Regions from separate parts of the Homo sapiens genome. Here region 1 is linked to region 2. The links are chromatin contacts, found by Hi-C or POLR2A ChIA-PET in ENCODE. All regions are on one chromosome and are shown on one strand. The core of a region is the stretch at or near the end of the contact, and the rest is flanking DNA. Distances in the headings are between cores, read along the strand shown. Region 1 overlaps SEMA3C (semaphorin 3C). Region 2 has its middle 85 kb from the start of CD36.

Region 1 (6,049 bases), core at 3,495-5,994, 110 kb before region 2:
TCCAAATTCTTTGTTTTAGGCATTTCTCACATCAATTTTTCTTTTCCATTTTAGCATATCAGGTGTTCATCAATATACTATCTCAACTACTAGAACAATGTCTTTTAGTCTTTTCAGCTTATATACTTTAAAAATTACCCTGCATACTCAAATTATTTTCCTTAACAATGCCTTATTTTATTATTGTGTTCTCCTGATTAATTTGAGTAGATGCTACTTGTAAAAAAATTGAATATATTAATATTAACTCTAAATTAGGCATTCTAGTCATTTTTATCCTCCCTGCATAAGAAATTGTTCTGACTTTGCTTGCTGAAGATTGATGTCTTGCCCCAAGTTATAATAATAGGTAACCCATGTAACCAGCATCAGTATAGCTCCGGGACTCTTTTAAAAACTTTATGTATATTAAACTTGACAACAGTTTAAACTTCACAACAACCCAATGAGGTAGATGCTATTATTATACTGATTTTAAAGATAAGGACACTAGAGTTCAGAGAGATAAAGGCCCTTGCCAAGTACATCTAGAAGTGAAATGGTAGAGCCAGAATCCAGACTCCAGTGGTTGAACCCCAGAGGCCATGAACTCAGTTATATTTTACTGCGCTAGTCTGTGTATGTCACTCCACAATTATTTATTAAGAGGTATTTGTTGAATGTGTATTCCAGCAGCCCAAGCAATATCTTACCCCTGGTGTTTTACAGAAGACTTACACAACCATGAATCATAGCCCTGAGATAAAAGTAAGCGTTATAAAACACCTGGATTTTAGACAGAATCAAGGCAGTCTGTGTCCTCTCCAACCTTTGAGTGATACTTGCTTTGATTCTATATTCTCTCCCATGTTCTCAGCTCTTGGATTTTTTTCTATTAGCCCTAACCTCTAGTCTGGCATGGGCTGATTTTTTCCTGAAAGACTTCCCTCTCCCCTTACGTGCTCTCCTCATGAAGGAAGCTGTTTCAGTTTTTGGGCTGTGGCACCACCTGCCAGCTGTGTCACCTCTCTGTCCATGATTCCTAGGGAGACTCAGTAACTGGAAGGTTATCAGGCTGCACCATGCTCAGCACCCAAGCCCCCTGTTTCCAAAGACCTTTCACCCAGGCCCTTGTTATTAATGACCTGTCTTTTGTTCTTGTATGCTGTCATGATCTTACATTTTAAGATTCTTCTGAAATATTTTTCTAACCTCTTGATTGTTTTTTCCAACATAAAAAATCCTGTATTTTACTATTGTTGTATGAACAGTAAATTTGAGGCTATAAGATTATGTCCTAATAATTTTAGGGATTTAGCTCCCTAAATTTTAAAAAGTAGGAAAACATACATCTATTTTATCTAAATTCATGTTTTTCTTAAAAATCATGATCCAAACTTAATAACAGTAATTAGAATTTATTGAATACTATCTCTTGTCACTCATTTCACGTATTTATATGTGTCAATTAAATTGATTTCCATGGGAACTCTTGGCAGAAGTTACTATTATTGTTGCATTTTACAAATGAGGAAATTAAAGCACAGAGAGGTTAAGTAACTTGTTCAGTTTCACAGGAAGTTTGGCAACAGAACCTGGTTTCATTATCACTCTGCTTCTTCCAGGGCATTTTCAGATTATTGGCTGAAACTACTTGCAGGATATTATGGCAGACATTCTGAACAAATGTGCCCAGAAAATAGGTTAAATTTGTGACTTCTGTATCTTCTCATATGGGCTATGGCCCAAGTACTCATGGAATATAGTCCATGACTTCCTATAAGAATTTGTATCATTTTGATTTCGGTTTAAGTCAAACTACAGCTCTATCAGAATTTTTAGAAATGTGTTTGTCATTCAATGCCTAAAAATCTAGAAACAGTTCATCATGGAAGCAGTCATCCCAGAAAGCAGACTCTTTCTTAGAGTTTGTCATTCTTCAGATTATAATCAAAAGAACAAATAAATCCTGAACCATTTGAATAGAAAAGTCTAAAGTTATGCTCCTTGAGAGGAGCATTTTGACCAGAGAATGTATCATGAATGTCACGATACGTTGATTGTCTTCAAAGGCCAGCCATACAGGCAGTTAGGCAATGTGGAAGAAGTTAAATGAGTGTGAGTCACTAACCTCTGAGGATCCTGGAAATATGAACATTTAGATACCTGAAAATTCATATATTTTCCTTAGATATATGAATAGTTATGCTGCTAAAAATAACATTGCCTCCTGAAAATACGTCTACTTTCAAGTAATTTATAGAAAAATAAGTCGGACTAATTAGAATTACGTTGGGAAGCAAGGCAAATATTTGTAGTAGGAAATAACAATCCTAAAATGATGAATAAATAGAGTCCAAAAATAAAACATTAATAGAGGATAAGAAGACAATCACACTGCTGTTGGTTTTGTTTTCTGTTCAATCTGCTCACTGTATTTTTTTTGGTTTATTTATTTTAACTTGTTTTGAGCTGATGATGTCCAGTAATAAAACAGAGTTGAGATTATTGCAAACGTGACTGATTTTGTAATCACATACTATTACCATAAACTTTAACATTGCACTTAGTGGTTTATGTTTTACTTCAGTACAAATATAAATTAAAATGCCCATTAACATAACTTTTTTTTTTGAGGCAGTGTCTCGTTCTGTTGCCAGAGCTGGCGTGCAGTAGCATGATCATAGCTCACTGTAACCTCAATTTCCTAGGCTCAAGAGATCCTCCCACCTCAGCCTCCAAAGTATCTGGGACTAAAGACACATACCACCATGCCCAGTTAATTTTCTAAAACAATTTTTGTTGAGACAAGGTCTCACTATGTTGCTCAGGCTGGCCTTGAACCCCTGGCTTCAGGTGACCATCATACCTTTGCCTCCCAAAGTGCTGAGATTACAGGGAACTAGCCCATAACTCTATTTTAAAATTAATTTCTTACTGTAGAAGAAAATGTACCTTGACATTTTTTGGAATATTTGCATAATAGTTTTTATTAAAATAATAGAATTATAGAACCAGGATACTGTATCTACACTTGTGCTGTTCACTCTTTCAGAACTTCGAGAAACCAAGACCTCTGAATACTTCAGCCTTTCCCACCATCCTTTAGACTACAGGATTTTATTAATGGATGAAGATCAGGACCGGATATATGTGGGAAGCAAAGATCACATTCTTTCCCTGAATATTAACAATATAAGTCAAGAAGCTTTGAGTGTAAGTTTATCACTTTCACGAGGACAGTGTCCACCTTTTCAATGTCTCTTTTTTAAAAAAAATAAATAAGTAAAAAATAATATGCATTTTATTAGAACAATAGAAAATACTGGTCCCATGTTACTATGAAAGTTAGTACTTATTTCATGGACTGAAAAGGTATTAAGTTCAGTTCTCATCGTCTAGTTCCATAGTTTTTAACAATTCAAAACCTGGAGCTAACTGAAAAAATACTACCTGTGTATAAATATATAAAGAAAAAAGGGATTATAGGGTAGTGCATGAAAGAAATGGTCAGAGAAAAGGAAGATCTACTTTGTCATCTCTGTGTAACCAGTGAAGGGCCTGAAAGGAAAACAGCTATTAAATACGCTGTTACTTGATCCAGTATGGCCTATATTTATCATTCCATTTCACAAGGAAATAAAATTGAGCTTCACTGTAGTGAAAAAAATACATGTAGATTAATTATAAATTTATTACAACAAGGAGACTTCTGCATTTGCAGAAGTGTTAACACAGGCAATGGACTGACAACTAAAAAAAATTAATGATTATTGCCAAACTGGACCCAAGGCTGCAACTACTTAGAGTACTAGCACAGTATTTCAGAGAGAGGGAATCTCTTGGTTTTCATCCAAGTTATTTTAGCTATTGAAGTACCCAGGGGCCCATCTTATGTAAATCTACTAGCCTGGTTGTGTGATTTACCAAAAATAATACTAACTGAGAAAGATATGTAAGTGTAGATTTATTGTCATATAAGCAGTTGGGAAAAGTGTACTATGTCAAAAGGAGTGAAAAATTGTATTGTTCACATTTATGTTAATAATGATCTTATTTTAATATACAATTAGTAAATGAACATATGTTATTGAAAAGCATTTGTGAAAGGAAACACTGTTGGAAGAAATAAAAATAATTGTAATTGTTAAAATAATAGAATCTTTATTAATGAATTGATAAAAAAGAAAGAATTTTAAAGTCTTAGTGTAAGATCACCTTAAATAAATCTGTTAACAAAAAGTAAATGAAGAGCACTGGGCTGTCATATGTCCAGGTGAGATTATGCAACCTTTATTTTTCTTTCTGAGCAGGTTTTCTGGCCAGCATCTACAATCAAAGTTGAAGAATGCAAAATGGCTGGCAAAGATCCCACAGTAAGTGTTAAAAAAAAAAAAAAAAAAAAAAACACTAACTTAAATATTTGGTTTTCGAATCCATGTACTTTGAGGGAAGCCAAAAATGAGACAAGGATGGTGGTGTTTTAAATTTTTGCTGGACACAGGCTAAAAACCTAAACCTTGAGGAGACTGGAACTCTTGGGCTCTCTGTAACTTCAGAATTCCTAACTGGGTAAAAATTGCTTGCCTTGCTTTCATTATTTCATTCAGATACATTTCATGATGGATTTCATTAATAACCTCTGTTCCTAGTGGATTCAACCTGCAGAATTCTCAGCAGGCTCCTGAAACGATGATAATGCAAGTGTCTGGAGCAGCTCCCAGATACCCTGTGGGCTTTTCCAAACAAAGATTCTTGGCAAAAGGGTAGTGGTTAGCCAGCAAATTCCATAAATACAAATCACCAGTGATAAATGGTACCTTTGTTAATTAAAAATAGCCACAGAAACAGCAATAGAGGCAGATATAAGTATCAATATATGTTCAGTATGCAATACCTGTGCAAATTGTATTCCTCTAGGTGAGATTCAAAATAATCAAGGAAGAAATCTATATTGATTTCTACAAATGACTTGCTGAAAGTAATACATTGCCATTCTTGAATATTCTAAAACAAATACGTGGAGCAGATCTTTAATGTGTACACGTCATTTAATGTTTATAATGGAGCACATAAGTCATCTCACCATTTTGCCTCAAATAATGAAAATGTAATACAGCCAAGCATCAAAATCACCCTGTCTTTCAAAAATAGTTTGGTAAAGAGGTTCCTTTCTTCATTCATTCCTTCCATTATTTGCTCAATAAATACTGATTCAGCACCTGTTATATATCTAGCATGGAGCTGGTTGCCAAAGACATAATTGGTGCAAAGACAGAAACAGTTCTGACTCCAGTCAACTTTATTACCTTGTTAGAAAAGTCTGCCATAATCAAATGAGCATAGATATACAAACTAATTTAGAAATAAGCTGGAAATATGGTAATTGGGTGGACAGACGAGTCAACACGTACACATACATTCAGGTCTCAGGTCATAACAAGTAATAGACCACCTTAGTGTTAAAAAATGTTGTCTAAGCATTTATTTTGTGGTAGGGTCAAGAGATGCTGATTTCAGGAGTGAAGACTGCCCTGAGTCTTGGAAGTAGAGATGGATCAGACAAGACCGAACATGGGAAAAATACTAATCCTGTGGAAAGTGGAAATATGGGATTGAGGAAATGAAACATTTATTTTCATTGACTCCTAACAGCCCCAGGTGTAAAGTTGCAAAAGTTTTTGGCTCAAGGCAGGGCCATGGAAGACTCTGGAGGGTAGGATCTCTGGCCTTGCTAGAGGGTTCTTGGAGTGATTTATCCAATAAAAAAATTTAAAAGTGGGCAGGAGAAATTTGCAGGGGCATATTTGCTATCCAAGGGATCTGTTAGACCACAATCTTGGGGGAAAAAATCCAGAAAAATGTAGAAGAAACACTTAAACAAATACATTACAATGACATTCCAGGAAACCAATGGTAGAATGAAGTATAATGTTGCAGAGAATGATGTTTTGTTCCTTATTATTTTAATAATTGTGGATGAATTAAACTGTTTTCTTTTATTCTCTAATGAGATTTTTTTCCCATTGATGTGTGTCTGATCATGCCTTGCCTTTTGCCACAATAATAT
Region 2 (6,254 bases), core at 3,720-6,219:
GACCAGGGTGAAACCTGTTCAGTGTAGCTCATACAATGCACTGTAGGTGGAATCCAGGATGACAGATGGCAGTGGGGTCAGTGAAGAGGAACTTGTCCGTCACTGCTATTGAAGATGAAACTAGTCAACAGTATAATTCAACTGGCACAGAAGTTGTATATGCCACAAGAGAATTATTTGCATATGCCACAAGAGAATTCTTTAAGTTCTTTTATTTTTAAAGAAACGTTATAGTCTCATGATCTCAGAGTTCATGAGACTGATGAATACGTGGCAAAGAGAGCATAGCTGCTAGACTTTAGCAACAGAGTAGACATTTCAAAACTTGTCTTTGACTCAAAAGTCAAGCCTGAAAAGTCATGCTGGCTATGTCTGTACCATGAATAAATTCCTTATCAAAAACTAGTTCCTTTAGTATATTTTTTTCATTCTTACAAACTGGGTTAGTTTCCTTCAGAGGTAATTGCCTTACTCTTGCTGGTAGACACATCCCTTTCTTTTACCTCTGTCACATACCATTGGATCAATGTGAAATAGAACTATAACAAAAGACTGTATTATACTTTCAAGTGCTGGATTAATGAGACTATAAAAGCAATCATATATTCTGGGAATAATTAACCTTTAATAAAACAATCTGGATTTTTTTTTGCCGTTTCAGAAGCACTTTTTTTTTACATAAAAACTAGGAATGGGTAGGATATTGAAAGACATAGCACTGTGTTTTAATTCTTAATAGTTCAAAAAAAATTAAGACCCATTAGTTGACAAAAGACCTAATGAAAATACATGTAAGTTCTAATGGTAACATATGTATAAAATGATAAATCAAAAAGAAAATATGCACAACTTTCAATTACTCATGGAATGTTTTAAAAATCTTAGAATCCTAAGAACTGAAGACCACTCCTACCCATTGACTGCCTGAGCTCAGGAGTTTTTCAAAAATCTTGACCCTTGGCTCCTTAAAATGTTTTTGGACAGAACAGAAGGAAAAGAGGAAAAGAGGAAGGAGAAAAGTAGATGAAAGGAGGAAAGGGAAAAGAAGAGAGAAAAGGTTAACAATTAGCCAATCAGCTCCAATCACAATGAATTTTAAAAAGTGAATTGATTTATAGAATAATGAAAGATTAAATCTATCACAGGAAACTGACAGATTATGTAGTTGGTTTCCTACATTGTGGGTTATTCTGCTCATTTTCTATATCTAGCATTTAGATGTGTTTCAATGTTTAGGACATGTTGAGAGTCCTTAATAAGAACCCACCAATCTTTGCTTAGTAATTAGACATCATGATTATTCCCATTCTAGTTTAAAAAGGAGACTTGCTGCAAAGCAAAGTACTATCTTGCTCATACAGACCCCAACCTACAGACATTTATGGATTATTTTTTCATTTTGTCATTTTGTAATCTCTTTGTCATAAGAGATTACATCATCCAAATGGCTTTTAGGATAGTGCATCGTTTTCACTGAAACACTTTGCCTAACTGAATTTGAGACACCTTCCATTCACGTAGAGTAGCTTTTATAAAAATTGCCTCAGCCAGGCTCATTTCAGCTATATTTACACTACTTGTTTTAATGTGCATATTGTCATGACACACAGATACTGCATTAAGTAATTAAGAGGCTGACTACATAGTGTCATTTGCTGTATGAAACTGAATCTGTGGATTCAATCAATAACCACGTGAAAGTGCCTAGAGCTCCAGGATTAAGACACAACCTGCTGAGTTAAGACGAGAGGTCCAAATGGGAGCATACTAATTTGTAACACCATCCTGCAAGTTTCAGTTCCATTTTAATTAGTCATAAAACATAACATAAGCCATGTTGTTAACTAAACCATCCAAGACAAAGTCTTCCTTTCCTTAGCAAAGATTCGAAATAGAGGTAAAAATAAAAGCAAATATTCAACTGAGCAGAAGAAGAGACATTAATTTTATCTGCCTTTCTGGGACATGACTTATATCCTGAAGAGGAACATAATCCTGTAATTGCTGTAGGCCTTCTTATGTTTTTGCTGACAAAAAAGCCATTTTTGAAGTGCTAATATCACTGTAAATACAACTCATTTAATATGAGTTTCTGTCATTCCACTGGTGAAAGGGCTATGCAGCTGTTGTTTGCTAAATTGTCATTTGTTGGGTTAAAAGTTCGTCCTACACATCCAGGGTATGGTCACCACTCAGGAATCAAATGACCACACCAGAACTACATACTATGTGGATCATATAATTTGTTTTGGATCGGCTTCCTTCCAGATGCTAAAATCTGGTATATTTATTAAGTGTTGGCTAAAACCCTGATTCACTCTGGAGTTTGACTGGAAAAGACTAATTGAATGGGACCCATCCCAACACATATGTCTCCTCAAAGCTGAAAGTGATTTAGGGCTTTGAGGGCAGTTAGTGACCATCGGATAGATTTGTACTCATTCTAGGCAGCTAGCGTGCAGCAGTGTTTCCATCCTACAAGAAAACTTGTGGTGAATATTTCCCAGATGGCTTTTGCAGACAGAGGTCTCTTACAAAAGAAGAAAAGAACACTTTAACAAAGTCCAAAGAGCAGCTCATGTTGAAGATTTTTTTTTTTTTTAAGGACAAATTCAGAGGCCTTTTCAAACTCTACAGGGTGCTTCTGGAATATGTTTGGAATGTAAACACATGCCTGACTGAATTGCCCAGCTGCTACCTGGCTTACAGAGTGACCTTTCATAGAGTTCTCAAATTTTAAATCAAAAAGAAATCTTGTTGAACCTTGGGGTCATTCTGTCCCTTTCTTTACAGAAAAGCAAAATGAAACTAAGGTAAGTTAAGTGATGCACTCACATAAACTGGGTTTCCATTCAAGCTGCCATGTTCCTTCTCATTCTGGAGGGTAACCTGGGCTCTGTGGTACAGGTGTAACTTCACAGCATGATATTTATTGGTGACATTCTCTCTTGCTTCATATTCATTTATTCTTTCCCTTTCAGTTCTGCTTCATTCCCTTTCTGTTTCCTGCATTTACTCCTGTTCTCCTACTCTTTTTTGCGATTACTCTTTTTAAAAACATCTCTCGGCCGAGCATGGTGGCTCACGCCTGTAATCCCAGCACTTCGGGAGGCCGAGACAGGTAAATCACGAGGTCAGGAGTTTGAGACCAGCCTGGGCAACATGGTGAAACCTCATCTCTACTAAAAATACAAAAAATTAGCTGGGTGTGGTGGCATGCCTGTAATCCCAGCTACTCGGGAGGCTGAGACAAGAGAACCTCTTGAACCCGGGAGGCGGAGGTGGCAGTGAGCTGAGATCTGGCCACTGCACTCCAGCCTGGGCAACAGTATGAGACTCCATCTCAAAAAAAAAAAAAAAAAAGTATGTTCAGTTGATTAAAGGATTACTTACAACTAGCTCAGGAAGAGAAAACAACACCTCTAAAATGCAGATGTAACTGATGTGGCTTGAATGAGACAGGAATTTGAATGTCCCATTTTACACCAAGGTGAGCTAATCCAGACATGTAATTTAAGCTTTTTAAGGTTTTAAGGAATCTATCTGACAATTGTGGATTTAACTTCCCTTCCCAAGTGAGAATTGACTCAAATATTTCCCCCATTATTTGTTATCATCACACACACCTATATACACATACTCATACTCTACAACTGGACTACAAATGTCAAAAAGAAATAAGCCCATTTAAATAAAAGTGAATTAACTTAATCTTCAATCTTATATATCCAGAATGTGTTATTGTAGCCACAAAACAATGACTGTTGGAGATACCATGTTAACATTACAGAAATGTATTGTAATCCTAATCATTAACCATCATGCAGTCTACAAATGAAGGAGATGAGAGTAACCCAGGGTAGTGAAAGATTTTATGAGAGCAGCAGAAAATATTCACAGTAAGACACAGATGGGGAAATGTGTCATGTGGAATGCAAGTTTGACTAACAGAAGCCCAGTGGTTGGGATGAGATGAAAGCGTAATGCAGAGCCCAGTGGGAAGAGGCACAGAGTACACTGGCACAAAGTGCAGTGGCTCATGCTGATGGAATGACTGAAAGACGCAGCAAAGGAGCAAAATGAGCTCCTTTAGCTGAGCCTTAAGCAATCACCACCTCTGACTAATATCAGCCCAGGATGGTGAAAGGTCATTCAGCAGCAAATTGGATGACATGGTTTATTCTATATAACTAAGAAGTATTTGGAGTGAACTGTTAGAGATTAAGTCCTAGTATGGCAGGTTAAATTAGAGATAATTTACTTTGCTCTCACTCTGTTTTCTCTCCTCCTCCCAGGCCATAGTACTCCCCTGCCCCTTGAGATTTTTGCATAGCTTGATTAAAAATTAAATTGCTTCGACAAAATTGCCTCTGGGCTTTAGTTTTCTAGTGCCTGAATTCTTTCAGGGGACCATGCTGGGGAATCGGAAGAGAGCAATAACTGGGAGGAAGAATGAGGGAGGAGATTTTTAGAGGCTAGGAAAGGAAGAAAGTCTTCTGGTCCTAGAGCAGCGGGGAATCTCTCTGGCTTCCCAGTGAGTAGCAGAGACTAAGAAGGTGACAATGATGGGGCTTTCAGACAGTCAAAGACCCTGGCTGTACTAGACATGTGATTGACAGAAGAGGCTCATTTCAAGAATCCTCCTGGCTTAGAAAACAAGGTCATCCACAGTGATCCTGACTGGAGTAGCACCCAGATTCCTGTGCAGTTGCAATAACAGTGATGACTGCCAGGCTGGTATTCTGAAAATTGTCCCTGTTAAATTATTTTAAAACATTTTTGTATTGCAAACTACATACAATTTTGTTGTGATGCCAGGTTACTTTGACATTTGGAAATCTCACCCTTATGCCTTGAATTCAAAGCATATGAATCTCTTACTCCATTTTTTTCTTCCTTGACTCCAATCCACCCACAGCCTGCAGTCGTAGGCAGATCTGTGCTTCTATGAGTCATACTGTACTGTCACATTGAGTAACTTGCAGTATAAGGAAAGAAAGAAAAGTTCTCTAATTTAGACATTAGATTTACCAAATCAACAGGATTTCAACATGACAGAAACTGTTTTTGGTACTTTTGCATCTGACTGTGCATGAACCAAGAAAGAAGAAAACAAACTGGAAAGTGTACTTTGAAACAAAATACAACTCTTGCCAATAAAAATTTGTTATCCTTGTTTAAAAAAAATTGTCTACCCAAAGTTATCAAAGGAGAATTGGGATTATTTGAAGAATAAAAAGGTAGAAGGAAATAGTTGGAGTTAAAATACCTCAGCATTCTTCCTTCAACTGGTATAGAGGCATAAATTGCTTTTAATTAGCATATTAAAAATTGCGTACAAATATTATGACTCAAAGGCACACTAGTCCGGGGTTATATATATAGCTTTTCTTGAGATATAATTTATATGCCATTCAATTCACCCATGTAGATGTACATAAATTGTGCAACTACCACCATAATCTAGTATATTTTTATCACCTCAAAAAGAAATCCTGTACTGTGTAGCAGTCAGTTTTAATCCTCTTCCCCTTCTTCCACTCTAGGCAGCCACTAGCTTATGTTCTATCTCTATGGGTTTTCTCATTCTAGACATTTCAGATATATGGAATTACACAATATATAGTCACCTGTGACTAGTTTCTTTCACTTAGCATGATGTTTTCAATGTTCATATATGTAGCACATAGGAGTATTTCATTTTTTTGATTGCCTAATTTTCTATTGTATGGATGTATCACCTTAAGTTTATCCACTTATCAGTTTATGGATATTTGAGTTGTTTCTACTTTTTAGTTTTATGGATAATTTGTGTACATATATGAGGTTGAACTTTACAATGATCAAATAGTATTTTATTTTCATTATTTATGATTCATTAAAGGTCCATGTCATATTAACCTTATGTTAATTAACTTTATTTTCTAAAATTTGTATCCAAAGGTATGTTTACAATTTACACTTCTTTGAATTACATATTTAATATTTTCTATTATAAATATTTTATAAGGAGTACACTAAAATTTTGTAAGTTATAAATGTATGGCATAGATATATTTTTATTATATGACTTCTGTCAAAATCGGTAAATATTTTACGTAATACTACTACTCCTAGTCCTCACTTTCTTGCTTCAATGAATTGTCTAGATGAAACCATCCTCAGTGATTGCTGAGTCTGAAAGTTTTCACTTCCCATCTCTTTGATATTATACTCCCTAAATTTGGAAGGAGAAAATTGGACTCCTTGCATAC

What was found. A loop is a pair of places that touch in the nucleus more often than their neighbours do. ChIA-PET counts read pairs that join two places held with the same protein, here RNA polymerase II (POLR2A).
Region 1: a loop to region 2 is called in a map of Caco-2, with 2.1 times the contacts of the local background. The contact joins two enhancer-like sites. A Hi-C loop is called at or near these places in 1 of 168 maps with a recorded cell type or tissue (Caco-2). POLR2A ChIA-PET finds 5 or more read pairs at or near these places in 4 of 52 experiments (H1, HEK293, MCF 10A and 1 more).

Annotation. Positions count from the first base shown.
Region 1 is chr7:80,825,731-80,831,779 of GRCh38, reverse strand. SEMA3C (semaphorin 3C) reads left to right here. Exons shown (of 18, transcript NM_006379.5): 3 at 3,035-3,195; 4 at 4,293-4,355. Among named protein-coding and RNA genes, the nearest start is that of SEMA3C, 90 kb to the left of the region's middle. Within about 2 kb of position 4,744, at least 4 of the 41 ENCODE cell types and tissues checked have a DNase peak (open chromatin) inside an H3K27ac peak, as active enhancers do.
Region 2 is chr7:80,720,731-80,726,984 of GRCh38, reverse strand. No RefSeq gene overlaps it. Among named protein-coding and RNA genes, the nearest start is that of CD36, 85 kb to the right of the region's middle. RefSeq lists a silencer at 3,838-4,132. Within about 2 kb of position 4,969, at least 14 of the 41 ENCODE cell types and tissues checked have a DNase peak (open chromatin) inside an H3K27ac peak, as active enhancers do.